Linked DNA regions of Homo sapiens: region 2 is linked to region 1. The links are chromatin loops, found by intact Hi-C in ENCODE. Cell type or tissue: mammary epithelial cell. All regions are shown on one strand.

Region 1 (8,000 bases):
CTCCCATGTCTACTCCGGCAGCAGTTGTGATGGTCACTGCTCCATGGCAGCATTTCACATTAGGTTTTATAGTTTCTCCTTTTAACAAGCTGGAAGAAAAGCTCTACTATCTGTACTTGCATTTTTACAGATAAGAAAAATCAAGGCTCAAAGAATTTAAACATATTTATTGAGGTCAGCATTTAAGAACATGAGTCCAAAACTCACACTCTTGCCCCTAAACCACACACATTCCTAAGTGGAGTTAGTCACTTTCTCCTCTCTCCCACTGTCTCTCCCACTGAACCATGAGATCTTCAAGGGAAAAACAGGGCCTTGTTCACCTGGCCAGCAGAGTTAGGCACTAAGAAATGTCTGCAGAGTGAGCACATCAGCTGCATCCGGGATGGAACACAGACGGCAGCCCCAGGCTGCTGCAGCCCTTGCCAGTGAGCACCATGGAGCCCTGCCAATTTCAGCCACAAGAACCACGGACAGCTCCCATGTGGCACTCCCTCCCTCTGGAAGCCTCCGGCAGCTGGGAGACCCTTTGGGAGTTCTCTGGGACTTGGGAGGCTCTGGTATCCTGGCCTCCTGCTGTTCCAGGTCCAACCAAGCCAGCCAGAAAAATGTGGGAGGTTGTCAACAAATGCCCTCCAAGTTTTTATCAGTGTGGGCTTAACTACATTGGCTACTAGCTTATTAAATAAAGTAAATTAGGTCTCAATTATTTGCCTGCACACCAGGCAGGAAAAATGAAATTTTCAATTTAAACATAATATTGCTATTAATATGCAGAGGCAGATCTGAGATCAGACTTTCTGTGCACTTCTACTGAGAGAGGTCAGAGAAGAGGGAGATTCTCATGAAGGGGTCCCCTCCCAACCAAGGCACCCACTGGAGAATCCCAGGCCCTTTCAGAAGAGCTGGGTTTTGGATGCCTGGAAAAGCAGTTTGGGAAGGAACAGCAGAACCTAAACCATGCGTCTGTTTTATTTTCTTCAGTGCATCACTGCCAAATGCCCTTATTAACATTACCTTTCCATATCAAAACATCTAAATCGGGCACATTCGAGGCCTCTGCATTTGCATTTTTTAATGGAAAGAGAGAACTAGTATCGAGGAAGGATGTGCTTAACTCCAAGCCCGTATCAGCCACACAATCCAACAACAGATGCTAGAGGACGTCTTCAAGAGGAGACTTTTAAAATCTACTCATGTGGTGTTATTTGGGCTTAATCAGCACAATGTGCTCTAAAAGCCAATTTCATATCTGGAATCAAAAGAACCAGGATTCAGTACCGATAGTCACCTTCTAGGGCCTCCCCTTCCAGAAACCCTTCTTGCTAAGGGCATCTACAATAAGGATGTAACGGCTCTAATGGAATAAAAATAATCTTTCAAATGTAGATATATATAAAGTTTAAAGAGTTTGAGGTTGGCCTGCTGGGGGGTACAAATTAATGACTAGTCAGACATGCAGTCTCAGGTATTGGGGGTATTTGGTGCCGGATGGTGACCAGCTGTTTGCTATTTCAGCTGAGGACAGAATGAACAGGAAAGATGCTTCCAACTACAGCAGGAGGGGGCCAGACGGGCAGGTGTGGCTAGCAACAGCAATGCCCTTCCAGGAGAGGTTGGTCTCATCCCTGGAGGCCAAGTCACAGTGGATAAGGAGCAAGCTTTTGGGTTCTGCCACCTTTCGCTGGGTGACCACCACCAAGTTATCTTTTAAACACTTTGAACTGCTTTGCGTCTAAAACGTGGGGATGATATTAGTGCTGGCTTCTCGGGGTCCTTAGGAGGATTTTAAAAGAGAAGCACATAAAACATTAGCTTAGTTCTGGCCCATGATTAAAAACAGGATAGACTCATTTGCGCAGTGTTCAGGTACAAGCTATACTTCACCAGACTCTCTTACAGGAGTCTCAACAATTGAAGAGATTTATTCACTGGGTTTATGAAGAGGCTGCTTCCAAAGAAACATAGGAAGCCCATAGAAACAAGTATGAGTTTTTATTTTGGGGGATTTTTTTTTTTAATCAAAATGGCGGGATGTTAATGGGGAGAGGAGGCACTGCTGGCAGACAGGAATGGGAAAGAAAACCACAGGCGGGAAGAGGAGGGAGTGGGGGAGAGGACGTGAGGGGGAAAGATGCGCCAGGCAGGGGGGCAGGAGGACTGCACGCAGGGTAAGTTCCCTCCCCAAAGCAAGGGAAGAGCTGATGCCTCCTCGGAAGGTCGCCCAGAGAGGGGAGGGACAGGCTTCCTGTCTCTGGCTCATTCAGGCTCCAAATGCCAGGTCTCCAAGGTCGGAGAGGACGTCTCCTGTTTCAGCGCCACCACAGAATCTGCCCGCTAGAGGCCCCATCACCCATCTGCTAATCACGCATGTGCCTTCCTAGCCTCAGATGCTTATGGCCCTGCTGAAGGCCTGGTGTTTGTGCCATCGGTTACATGCAGAGGGGCATGATCTGGGTCCCAGTGGCACTGCCCTGCTTTCCCGGGGTCCCCAGTGGCACGGCTCTGCGTCCTCGGCGTCCCCAGCAGTACTGCTGTGAGTCCCCAGGGTCCCCAGCGGCACTGCTCTGAGTCCCCGGGGTCCCCAGCGGCACTGCTCTGCGTCTCTCTGGGTCTCCCCCATTCCCGTCTAGTCTGGGTGAGACCCTTGGCCAGTCCCAACCGTGTGTGAACAGGCCCAGCAGCTGTGGCCACAGGGTCCATGACACTGGGGCGCCTGCTCTGCAGCCCCAGCCATGCGCTGTGCATGCATGTGTGTGCATATGTGACACCCACGTGCCTTCTGCAGAGACATCCAGGAGAAATTCCCACTGAAGGGGATGGCGGCAGCATCTCCCGTAGATCACTGCTCCTGACCTCCGCTGGCAGCCCTAATGGCCCTCTGGAGGATCCAGGTAATACAGTCACCCTCCCCTAGACCTATATCCTCCAAATGTTCCCAGTGAGGAATGTGAGCTCCTGCATCCAGAACCACCCTCTCCCCTGGCTGCCTGGCCCCCTGCGGAGATCACATGCATCTCTAATTTCTCTGTGTTCCGGCAACTCGGGGATTTAGAGCTGGAAGAGAAACCAGTGCGTGAGCAGTCTCACAAAAGCTCTAGCCTGAGGGCCCGAGTATTTGCTAAATGCAAAGCCTGCCAAACTGCACCCCCAAGGCCCTAATGTTCTCCCGTGAGCCACCCACCGAAGACGAAAACAGCTTCCCTGGAACCAACCTTCAGGAGCCACTGCTAATAAAGGCAGGCGTTTCTTACGTTCTACTGAAAAACGTCACCATATAAGGAAGATGACCAACCAAAGAGGACAGGAAGGGTGGGTCTGAGAAAGAGTCGAAGCCATTCTGCAACGGGGTAAATGTTTTCCGCCGAGCCTCTGGATGAGAATTTTGATGGCTCACATTTCCCGGACACTAGCTGGAAAACAAGCCCTGTGCTTTTAAGCACCCGACATCATGCACCATCTCCTTTTAACACCAAATAGCTGTAGGTGGACAGCACTATTACTGACCCCACCTGACGGAGCAGGCACGTGCACACACACACACACAGAGACATGCACACACTCAAGTGCACACACAGAAAGGTAAGGCAGACAAGCCTAATTAACCTAAGAAAATCTAACCCCAGGTTGCTGCCAGAAATGGACTTTGAGAATGCAGCTCAGGGTGAGCGTAGGGTGGGGGAAAGAGGAGGGCCCCTGCCTCTGAGTGAGGCCCCGATGCACCCACCATCCTATGAAAGCAAGCCTGCCCAGAGGCCTGTGCCAGCGGCCTTGGCAGTCAAATGTTCCCTAAGTGGCCACCTGTCCCGTCCTGCCAGGCTCCACAGCTGGGCAGACCTTCCACAAGTGAGAAAGCTGGGGCTGCGTGTCCATGCCCCAGAGCACACTGCAGCACACCCAGGCCAGTGAAGAAACTTGGGGGGTGGTTTGGTTGATTTCATTTTGTTTTCTTGAGGCAACCACACATTGAAGACTCTCAGAAACACCTGCTTTCTACCTTATTACAGTGACCTCTGGTGGTCAAGAATCAGATATTGCACAGCCAAATTAGAATTAAATAGCTTAATTTCAAGCAACTCTAGGTAACAAACGCCTAGAGGTCCTTTAAGAGGTTCTGAGAAGAGCAGAAGAGAAGGAACTGTGAGTCGGGAGCTGCTGCCAGCCCTACTGAAGGGAGGAGACTGGCTGTCACCTGACCCTGAGCAAAACCCGCTAGGGCTTCTCAGATGATGCTTCCAGAGCAAATGCGAAAGGCCTCCGCGCTCCAACCTGGGGCGGCATCTCGGCTGCTGCTCCCCCTCCCCCGACCAGCTGGTGGCATCTCAATGCCAGGCTTAGAGGGCACGGGCTCAGGGAGGTTTTTAGCAAAAGCTTTCCCCCTGCCAGGGGACCTGCCATGAGCTCAGGGGGAGGAAGGGTTTCTGGAAGGCTTGCGATCTCAGCGCCACCACCAGCCCTGCTCCAGCTGCTCCAGGGCTGAACAGGGAGAGGCAGGGAAACTGGGCTCCTTTCCCCCCACTGGAATCACAAGTCCCAGCCAAGAGAAGAAGGTCGGCCAGGAACAAGAGGAAGAAACAGCGTTTCTGCCCACACTCCATGGTACACTGGGTACCCAGGCTATGGTGCCAGGGCAGCCCAGGGAAGGGGGACGAGGAGGCAAGAGAAGCAGCATCTGCTTTGGGAGTCATTCTGGAGACTGAAAGGAAAGATAAAATCCCAGGGGCCATGATCAATATCCCCTTAGCCCTAAGCCAGGGCAGCAGAAGTCAGAGGCTGGAGGAGGGGAATTCTCCTGTGGAAAACAAAGCTGAACAGGGTATCCTGGAACAAACCTTAGCACAAGCAAGCACCTCTATCACCCTATCCCCAAGGACACTCTCAAGACATTCTAGACAGATGCTTTAAACCCTAAAAACTCTCCAGGGACAAGCATCCAACAACCTCAACCCATTCTAGGAGCTTCTAGAAGCTTCCAGATCAGAGCATTCAGACGTTAACCCCTGCACACATTATTGCCACCACTTGGTCTGTCCATAGTGTGGAGGCTTCAGTCAAATCCCCAAACACTAATGACAGATCCTCCCAAGGTATCGAGATAGTCTAGGCCTTGCTGTTTTGAATATGAAGACAGACTGGTTCGCTCTCCTGATATTCTTTGGAATTCAAAACGGATGTAGAATATCAATATCGTCTCAATTTTCCTTTATCTACGAGGAGACGTCAGCAAACCTTTCTGCCAAGGATTGTACAAGGATCATTAAAAGGAAAATGTCCATGGTAATTGTGCCTTTATGCGTATTTCTTCACTCCAATATTCTATAACATAATAATGTTTCACATTTCTACAGAACTGTCTTTTCAGCATGTTTTCGCATTATGCTTAATTTCGTAAGAGTTTCTCAGCCCCACATAACGACACAGTTCAATGCAAAATCAGATATAAATCTAGCTTAAGAGACTCTCAACAGGAATTTCACTTAAAACTGTAAATGTTAAAAGATTCTGCCTCTGATTTATGTTCTGTTGTGTGTGTGTGTTTCAAACAGTGAGCTTCCCCAGCCCTCTTAGACAATAGATGCTGGCAAAGCCACAGCAGCCACAGCCCAGGCCTCGCAGGTCTGACTGGACTGGCTCTGAGCCCCTCTGCAGAGGAAGCCGAGAAGGGGACAGAGGGCAACCCTTCGGTAGAAGCTCCAGCTCCGGGGCCGTGTGGGGCCTCGTGTAGAAAATGAACCAAGGGTGGCTGACACCGTCGCCCGCACTGGCTTGGGGCCAACTTTTAGGGAGTCATTTTGCAGCTTTATCTCATTTCCCTGCTCCTCCAAAATGCCAGGGCAGCATAAGGGCCCTCCGCCTCCTGCGCCCACACGCACCTGTCTTAAAAAACAGAGGGAGGGCCAGGCACCATGGCTCATGCCTGTAATCCCAGCACTTTGGGAGGCTGAGGCGGGCAGATCATGAGGTCAAGAGATCGAGACCATCCTGGCCAACATGGTGAAACCCAGTCTCTACTAAAAACAAAGATTAGCTGGGTATGGTGGTGCACATCTGTGGTCCCAGCTACTCGAGAGGCTGAGGCAGGGGAATCGCTTCAACCAGGGAGGCAGAGGCTGCAGTGAGCCAAGATCGCGCCATTGCACACGCCAGCCTGGACCGCAGAGTGAGACTCTGTCTTTAAAAAAAAAAAAAAAAAGAGGGAGATCCATGGCCAAGGCAGAAAGTCCTAGGTCAGGGTTTTATTCTGTATTGTACCTGGCTGTGGTCATGACCTTGCACATGTCAAGGTGAAAAGATGACCCCTGACTCCCTGCTTACGGGTACACCTGGGAGACGGGCAAGCTGACAGTGCCAAGAGCTCATTTGGGAAGAAGCAGGCTGATGCCTTCAGGTGCTGTGAACTGTGAATTCTTGATGGAATTAATGAATCCAGAGGAGGCATTCATCCATTGTCTAAGCACATTTAAGACAATTTTAAAATGTGGATTATTTACATACTAGGCTCTAATGACTCCGAAGCAACCATTACAGTCCGTCACGTAAAGCCATATCCAAGCAATCTGATTGCACCGGATCACACGCATGCCGTGTTTAGACAACTTACAGTACACAAATTATTTACATCGTGAAAACATCTCTGTAGCCCTGGCATTACGCTATCAAGAGACAACACAGCAGCAGATTAAATTGAAATATGCTGGCAGCTTTTGAAACTTTCGACTTTATTCCAAAATGCTAAAAGCCAAAAAAAAAAAAAAATCACAGTTAGCGTGTCTAAAATTTCACTTGAAAGGTGGGGCTGTGGTGAGTTGCCACCCAAAAAAAGAAAAGTCGCCACTTTGCAATTGTAAAATCCATTTATTTAAAGAAGATTGAAGTATCCAAGCCTTCTGATAGCACTTAACATATTTTAAAATATGCACTGCAAAGCTCTAAAAGTTCCTGAATTCCTCCATAAAAAAAAAAAAATGTTTTGCCACTTCTAATGGACTCCAACCAACTCCAAGCAGAATCTGTAGGGTACACGCCCCCAGAAAAAAGGCAATTGAAATGACTTGTCTATATCTTTCCAGGAAAGTAAATTATATGTAAGTCTGTACTCACACTCCCACTCCCCTATAGGTTACCCATTTTCCTCCCACACTCCACAGCCCACAGAAATGAAGAGAAAATTATCAAGTGGGTTTAGGTGCTTGGATACCTAATTGCAACAAATCTAAGCGCCTCATCTTTCTGCCTTTTAGAACTTTGGTTTCAGACTTTAAAGCGATTCCCATTAGCCACATGCCAATTAGCTTCGAGCATTTCACAGAATAGAACGCCCCTTGAGATAAATCGCCCCACATACCTACACGTCTTCCAAATATCTCCATTTGTTTTTCAATATCTCACTAAAATGAGGGAGGCTCTTGGACAATGGTTCAGATGTGAAAGGAAGCGCTATTAATTTTAATTCAGAGTCCTCAAACCAAGGTATCAGAAAGGACCCCAGACTTAATTAAGGACAACACAAGTCTCTCTAATCCAAAGAATGCTCCATTTCTGTCCCCTGTGCTTCAAGAATTACAAGGGTTGCCTGGGCATTTTGTAGCTTTGCAAGGGAAGCAAAGCTTTGTATAACTAGGTTTGATGATGATGATAGTAAAAAAGAAGGGAGGAGGAGGAGGAGGAAGAAAAGTGGGAAGGTGGCAGCCATGACGCCACACTCCAACAGTATATTAAATGGCGTAATTCACACAGAAGTATATAAAGCATAAAGTAAAAGTCACATTGCTCAGTAACCCTGTTCCAGCAAATTACCACCAGAAGTGGTTTGCTATGACCCTTGGCATATAGAAACATCTTTGTTATTTATTTATTTTATTTTATTTTTTATTTTTGAGACAGAGTCTTGCTCTGTCACCCAGGCTGGAGTGCAGTGGCAGGATCTCGGCTCACTGCAACCTCCACCTCCCAGGTTGAAACAATTCTCCTGCCTCAGTCTCCTGAGTAGCTGGGATTAC
Region 2 (8,000 bases), 75 kb before region 1:
GGAGGGCGAGAGGAGCGTGCACAGTACCACCAGCTTCCCCTCGGACACTCACAGAGCCCAGAACACTCCATGGCCTTTCCCGGAAACAGCCTCAAGCCCATCCCTGCTCTGCAGGCCGGCATTCCCAAGGGCCTTTCCTATGCCCTGAGGGATGAGGAGCCAGGGGGAGTGACTGACAAGCCATAGGAGCCCCAAGGAGAAGGTGACATCAGAGAGAGGAAGAGGGTCAAAGGCAGTGCCCTCCCCTAGAACCCAGCCTCTCACCCTGCCAGATGCCCATAAGACTCAGGACACAGAGTCACTCCCAAAGAGCCACGTGGCACCCCCCTCGCGGCTCTCCCTGCTCCACTGTGGGTCCCCAGCCAGGCCTCAGCACCAACAGCCAAGTCTAGGGAATGCTCTGGAGGGCTGCCAGAACTCGCCGTGCCAGCTCCCGTCTCGGGCTGTGTACCCTACCTCAGCAGGCACAGTGGAAGAGCAGAACCCTGCCTTGTTCTTTCCAGAGACCCCCTGGGCACTGAGGTGATCTGACCTCCCCATAGCCCATCAGTGCCTACTGAATTATCTGAGAAAAGTGCAGTAATGGTCAGTTATCACAGCTCTCCTGTTATGTGTGCCTCCATGCACTTCACCCATGACCGCAAGAGTTCTCCAGTTCTTTTGTGACTGACCATTTCTGTGGGAAAGTGTGTGGCTGTTCTCTAGCAACCAGAACATTCCCTTCACTGGAACATCTCACTTATGACCACATTAGAGTTTGATTTGATCCATCTTATCCACCCATTGTGTATCGGAAATTGTAACTTATTTTTTATGACTGTCTATAGCACCCATCAGAATGCCCTACTGGGATCCCACGGGGCCTTTCAATTACACACATAGCTCATGTTCTTTCAGTTACACACATAGCTCATGTTCCTTTCCATTTAAACCCAGTCCTCGGCCAGCCCTGGCAAAAAGCCAGGGTCACTTGGTGGCCAGAAATGCACACAGAGCTCTGCTTCATGCCATATTCGATCCTCCAGGTAATGTGGTTGATGCAGCTTCTCTTGGAAGATTTTATTTTCCTCCATTTGTGGCCACCAGGCCCCTAGGAGGCAGTACAGAGGCTAGATACCACTGGCAGAATTGCTGGCTCTTCTTAGTTGCCACAAGTGAGAGCACTTCTGCAAAACAACCCTGGCCCTGACATCTCTGCTGAAGGCCGACTCTCTTTGAAAGATAACTTTATGAAATGATTAATGATACCTTAATCACAAGTGTGGCTCTGAGATTTTAATTCCATCCCTGATAACATCAGAGATGTAGCAGACAATGAAAACTGTATCACCTCAAAGCAGGCAGTGCGATTAAACCTCTTGACCCATAGGGAGGATCCTTGAATCATCATCCAGTTGGGTCTTTCCTACTCCACAAAGGGAGGCAGCAAGGCCTGAGCATGGGCTTTGGGATCTGTGGTGGGGAGAGCCTAAGATCCCCCCTGCGTTATCCCTACCTCTTGGGCTCCATACCCTGGTGCAGTCCCTTGGCCCCCAAATGTGGGCAGAATGTGAGCTTTGCTTCTCACCAACAGAACGGCAAAGGCAATGGGATAGTACTTCTGTGATTTGTTCACATACGGCCAGCAGGAACGTCCATCTTGCTAGCAGGCTCTCTCTCCCCTGCTGGCTCTGATGAAGCAAGCAGCCACCTTGAAGGGCCCACATGTCCAGGAACTAAAGGTGGTCTCCACCCACAGCCAGCACGGAACTGAGGCCCCTGTCCAACAACCTGTGAGGAATTGAACCCTGCCAGGCCTATGTGAGCTTGGACACCAGTCCTGCCTTAGCCAAGCCTTCCTATGAGACCGTAGCCTCAACTGACACTTTGACTGCAGCTTCATGAGGGACATTGAAGCAGAGAACACAGCTAAGCCAGGCCTGGGTTCCTGACCCTCAGAAACTGTGAGATAAGGATCATGTGTTGTGTTATGCCACTCAGTGTGGGGTAATTTGTTACAGAGGAACAGATAACTAACACCAAGTTAGACAGATCTGAGTTCTGGTCCTCATTCCTCCATTTGCCATCTGTGTGATCTTGAGCCAGTTACTCAGCCTCGGTTTCCTCATCTGTAGAATGGTGATAATAATTATACCTATCTCGGGGTGGTTGTAAGGATTAAATGTGACAGTTGGTCGAAAGGTTCTCATGAGGGTTCCTTGGGGGAGTTCAGCCCTAACTTGGCCCACAGGTATCCATGGTGACAAACTAACTTCTCTGCTGTGCATCAGAATGGTACTAGCTATGCACCATCCTCAGAAGGACTGAGAAAAGGCCACGCACATCATTTTCTGTACGGCTTAATTCTCTTATGAAACCCCAGGTGAGAAAGTCTGCAAGGAAGTCTCCCATTAACAGCAGCTGAATCCTTTGTTACTGTTGTATTGTTATATCAGATGCCCTGATTCTCCAAAGGTAGAAATTCAGTCTTGTCTAGTCTGGCATCAAGAGGCCTCTCCTAAGCCCTCTTCCTCATCCTGCCCACTCTACCCACCAATTAGCCCAGAAGAGAGATCGCAGAGTAACTTAATAACAACAGGATTTCTTGCCAATAACAAGCATTCTTCTGTATGTTTTCGGCTCAGGGGTTCTTCCATGTTAACTATCCAGAACTCCGATTTGGCAGGACAGAAATAAAAATGATGCCCCCCGCTGTTCACTGCTGTCCTTTCCAGGGATTATATTAGTTTCGGCAAGAGGAGGGGTATGGGGAGGTTAGGAGCCCTGTGGTTTGTGTCTCTCATGTTTAATACAATACTCATGTTGACCTCTTGAGGATTCTCCAACACCCTCTGCACTGGTGTTCATCTGGGTTCGGGCTTAGACAACAGCTGGACAGAAAGGTGGGGTTTCAGCAGTGCCGCAGTGGCTCTTGATTGGTTTTGGGGAGAGACTGCACCAAAGGAGTCGTTTTAATGAAACAGATCAAGTGCTAGCAAGTCTTCAGAGAACACAGAAAGCATTTAATCCTTTAATTTCTGAAATCTGAACTGACATCAGGGGTCCTTGGAGAGCTCTGTGAATTAAGGCGATTCCTGCTCTCCAGACCCCAGGCTGCATGTGAACTGCACGGGTATCCGGGAAATACAGGAGTTACTGGCTTAGCAAATTATTTCTCATCCCACACAAAGATAAACTCTGTTCATTACACATGCCGCACGCTACTCTTCAGCATAAAAATCAGCTTCTGAAGTCAGCTCGTCTTCTGACAAACACAGCTTGTTATACAAATGGGTTTGTATTCGGAGCCTCTCAATGGCAAGGTTCCCGTTGTGTTTCCCTCCCTTCCATCAAGGTCTCCTGCCTCAGTCCCTGACACACAAATGGTTCTGGTGCCACCAAACCATATTCCCCACTCAGGGTGTGGAGTGTATGTTTGCAAAAGCAAACAGGCTGCTATTCATCTAGCGCACCGGGACACACATTTTTTAACAATAAAAAATTTCAAACGATGTGTAGAGACACAGTCATAAACATTTCTGACTCCAAAAACCACCTTTTGAGTAGAATCAAAAGCATCAAAGCTCAGACAAACTTCTCTGCTGTGCGTCAGAATGGTACTAGCCAACAGCCATCCCACTCTTGTGGGATGCCAACAGCCTGGGGAACACATGAAGACCCCAACTCTCCAAAAAAAAATTTTTTTTTTAATTAGCCAGGCATGGTGATGTACTCCTGTGGTCCCAGCTACTCAGGAGGCTGAAGTGAGAGACTCACTTGAGCCCAGGAGATCGAGGTTGCAGTGAGCCAAGACTGCACCACTGCACTCCAGCCTGGGTGGCAGAGCAAGACCCTGTCTCAAAAAAAAAAAAAAAAAAAAGGATGCCAAGAATCTGCAGTCCCACTCTGACCCCTGCCACTCCTGTACTCCCAACTCTAGAGTCCCTCCATCAGGCAATGCCCTCAGGTGACAAGAAGAACAGTGGCTGGATCTAGAAACTATTTTCCCAGCAATCAGAGCTGGCTGTACCCATCAATAGAGACAACCACAGGCATGAGGATTTGAGCGACGGATGCTCTGAGACCCAAACCGCCCACATGAGTCAGCCTGTCCTCCAGGCTTGGAGGTAATGAAGCCTTTGTAAGCCAACACCTCGGCTGAAAATGCTGATTAAATTAGTCAGCCAAAAGCCTAGTGGGTCCCGAAAGGGCTGGGACACAGAACAGAGGAGTTCTGTAGGAAGAATAAAAAGCCAGGAGAGTTAAAAGGGCTGCCTGAGTGGGCAGGCCTGGTAGGGACAGCAGGATGACCACAGCAGAACGGGAATTGGCTGGAAGAAGCGAGAGAGTCCGCCATCCCCAGGGAGCAGGAATTAGAAACACAAAGGAGGAGGAGCTGGTGGCTGAGTGAAGACCAATTATGGCTGAGATATGCTGATTTTTAGACACTCCCTTAACTGGTCTTTAAGGAGTTGCATAAGCCAGCGCCAGAGGCCGTCCTCTGCTCAACACTGGAAGGCAGTAGGCAGTGGTGTGCTAGAGTCACCCGTGCCCACTAGGGGGGAGCCAGTTATTAAACGTTCAGGGTTTTGAGCCAGTTAGGTTATTTAATCACTGGTAACTGGAAGTCATCCATGGCAGGAGTGGTTACCCCATGGAAACTGGTAAGTGCTAGGACATAGCAACCCTTCTCCCCACCACTGAGCATTCACCAGCACACGGGCCACAGGTGCTCATTACTCTCCAGGCTGCCATGCACTTCTTGCTTCATCAATTGAGTTCTATGTGTACTGAGAATCAGCTCTGTTTATCCCCAAACGTGCTGTGCTGGCTGTACTCTTTATTGTAATTACATAAAAAATATAGAAAATAGTGAAATGTGAGTATAAAAAGAAAGATAGGCCAGGTGTGGTGGCTCACACCTGTAATCCCGGCACTTTGGGAGGCTGAGGCGGGCGGATCACCTGAGGTCAGGAGTTCAAGACCAGCCTGGCCAACATGGCGAAACCCCATCTGTACTAAAAATACAAAAATTAGCTGGGTATGGTGGCGGGCGCCTGTAATCCCAGCTACTTGGGAGGCTGAGGCAGGAGGAGATCACTTGAACCTGGGAGGTGGAGGATGCAGTGAGCCGAGACTGTGCCACTGCACTCCAGCCTGGGCAACAAGAGCAAAACTCTGTCAAAAAAAAAAGTAGTTATTTCTATGAAAACTAAGTTGGCCGGGCGCAGTGGCTCAAGCCTGTAATCCCAGCACTTTGGGAGGCCGAGGCGGGTGGATCACGAGGTCAGGAGATCGAGACCATCCTGGCTAACACGGTGAAACCCCGTCTCTACTAAAAATACAAAAAAAAAAATTAGCCAGGCGTGGTGGCAGGCGCCTGTAGTCCCAGCTACTCGGGAGGCTGAGGCAGAAGAATGGCGTGAACCCGGAAGGCGGAGCTTGCAGTGAGCCGAGATCGTGCCACTGCACTCCAGCCTGGGAGACAGAGAGAGACTCCATAAAAAAAAAAAAAAGAAAGAAAGAAAAGAAAACTAAGTCAAATACTTAGCAAGACTCAAAGTGAGTTGCTTAAGGAATGCTATGAAATTAAAGTGGGTGGATTCAGCTGTAAAATATTGGGGGGGATGGTTCATAAAACTCTAGAAGGATTCTATTCTCTGATTGCTTCACCAGTGTGTCCATAAGTTGCCCCTCCATGTTGAAGAAATCTAAATGAGAAGTTGTAGGCAAGGTCTTACAAGGTGATCTGTGAAAAGAGACAGAACTCACCCACAAACAGCAGGCCACACTAAGGAAAACCAAGAAAACCTTGCCCTGCCTCGAAAGATTGGTAAGTCCATACTCACTTATAGGTTTTAAGTTAAATTTTTAACTTATGTACCTACAAGTACAATTCCCTACTTTAAGTGATTTTTTAAAATTAACTGATTAATGACTCAACCTAGCTGAGTCAGTGGTGAAGAACTGGAGGTTACCCGTCAAGAGATGGTGGTTGAAGGCATGGGGTAGAAGGCAAGGAGGAAAGACAGGGAAAACCCATAAAGTTAATAAGGAGAGAGGCTTGCAGACTCAGGAGGGCATGAGGGTTGATGTTACATGAGGGGTCATCTTATGTGAGGGGTAAAATGTTATGTGTCAATCTAACTGGGCCACGAAGTATTTGGATATTGGCCAAACATGATTCTGGATGTGTGGATGAGGGTGCTTCTAAATGAGATTAACATTTGAATCAGCAGAGTGAGTAAAGAAGGTTGCCCTCCTCATGTGCCCATCCAATCAGCTGGAGACCTGAATAGAACAAATAAAAGCAAAAGCTGCCCCTCCCATGAGTGAGAAGATGCCCTCCTGCTTGACTGCCTTGCATGGGGACGTGAGTCTTTTCTGGCCTCTGAAGTCAGACTAAACTTGACTCTTTCTGGGTCTCAAGCCTGCTGGTTTTCAGACTGGAACAACACCATCAGCTCTCCTGGGTCTCAGGCTTTCAGATTCAGACTGGAACAACATCATCAGCTCTCCTGGGTCTCAGGCTTTCAGATTCAGACTGGAACAACATCATCAGCTCTCCTGGGTCTCAGGCTTTCAGATTCAGACTGGAACAACATCATCAGCTCTCCTGGTTCTTAGATTTTTCGGACTCACACTGGAACACCACCATCAGCTCTCCTGGGTCTCAGGTTTTCGGACTCACACTGGAACACCACCATCAGCTCTCCTGGGTCTCAGGTTTTCGGACTCACACTGGAACACCACCATCAGCTCTCCTGGGTCTCAGGTTTTCGGACTCACACTGGAACACCACCATCAGCTCTCCTGGGTCTCAGGTTTTCGGACTCACACTGGAACACCACCATCAGCTCTCCTGGGTCTCAGGTTTTCGGACTCACACTGGAACACCACCATCAGCTCTCCTGGGTCTCAGGTTTTCGGACTCACACTGGAACACCACCATCAGCTCTCCTGGGTCTCAGGTTTTCGGACTCACACTGGAACACCACCATCAGCTCTCCTGGGTCTCAGGTTTTCGGACTCACACTGGAACACCACCATCAGCTCTCCTGGGTCTCAGGTTTTCGGACTCACACTGGAACACCACCATCAGCTCTCCTGGGTCTCAGGTTTTCGGACTCACACTGGAACACCACCATCAGCTCTCCTGGGTCTCAGGTTTTCGGACTCACACTGGAACACCACCATCAGCTCTCCTGGGTCTCAGGTTTTCGGACTCACACTGGAACACCACCATCAGCTCTCCTGGGTCTCAGGTTTTCGGACTCACACTGGAACACCACCATCAGCTCTCCTGGGTCTCAGGTTTTCGGACTCACACTGGAACACCACCATCAGCTCTCCTGGGTCTCAGGTTTTCGGACTCACACTGGAACACCACCATCAGCTCTCCTGGGTCTCAGGTTTTCGGACTCAGACTGGAACACCACCATCAGCTCTCCTGGGTCTCAGGTTTTTGGACTCACACTGGAACACCACCATCAGCTCTCCTGGGTCTCCACCTTGCTGACTGCAGATTTTGGGATTATTTGGCCTCCATAATCACAGGAGCCAATTTCTTATAAAAAATCTCTTTGCCTATGTCAAGCTTGTCCAACCCACAGCCCACAGGCCACATGCAGCCCAGGACGGCTTTGAATGCAGCCCAACACAAATTCATAAACTTTCTTAAAACATTATGAGTTTTTTTGTGATTCTCTTTTTTTTGTTTTTTCTGGCTTATCAACTAGTGTTAGACTATTTTATGTGTGGCCCAAGACAGTTCTTCTTCTTCCAGTGTGGCCCAGGGAAGCCAAAAGATTGGACACCCGTGGTCTATGTATATGTATGTACACACACACATACACACACACACAGAGGCACACGTTGGTTCTGTTTCTCCAGAGAACCCTGACTAATACAGGGTACCCTGGGTCACAGCAGTGGTGCCTTCCCTCCCACTGCTGCCACTGGGTCTGGGTGTCTGAGGCCCCCACTAGACATAACTCTGAGGGCAGCAGCTCAGGGCCTTG

The links. Hi-C counts contacts between places; a loop is a spot of excess contacts. Peaks named below come from ENCODE experiments on the same cell type or tissue, not always from the same donor. Only the 100,000 strongest peaks of a DNase experiment are listed, where the experiment ranks them.
Region 2: a loop joins it to region 1, with 5 times the contacts of the local background. A loop is called at or near these places in 2 of 110 quality-filtered maps.

What each region holds. Positions count from the first base shown.
Region 1 is chr1:7,038,917-7,046,916 of GRCh38, reverse strand. The region is part of intron 3 of CAMTA1 (calmodulin binding transcription activator 1); the gene reads right to left. Among named protein-coding and RNA genes, the nearest start is that of CAMTA1-AS3, 29 kb to the right of the region's middle. In mammary epithelial cell, a CTCF peak has its summit at 4,008 (motif pointing left); a DNase peak (open chromatin) is centred at 446.
Region 2 is chr1:7,114,150-7,122,149 of GRCh38, reverse strand. The region is part of intron 4 of CAMTA1 (calmodulin binding transcription activator 1); the gene reads right to left. Among named protein-coding and RNA genes, the nearest start is that of CAMTA1-AS3, 100 kb to the right of the region's middle. In mammary epithelial cell, CTCF peaks have their summits at 1,101 (motif pointing right) and 4,548 (motif pointing right); a DNase peak (open chromatin) is centred at 4,279; H3K4me3 peaks cover 658 bases; H3K27ac peaks cover 1,501 bases.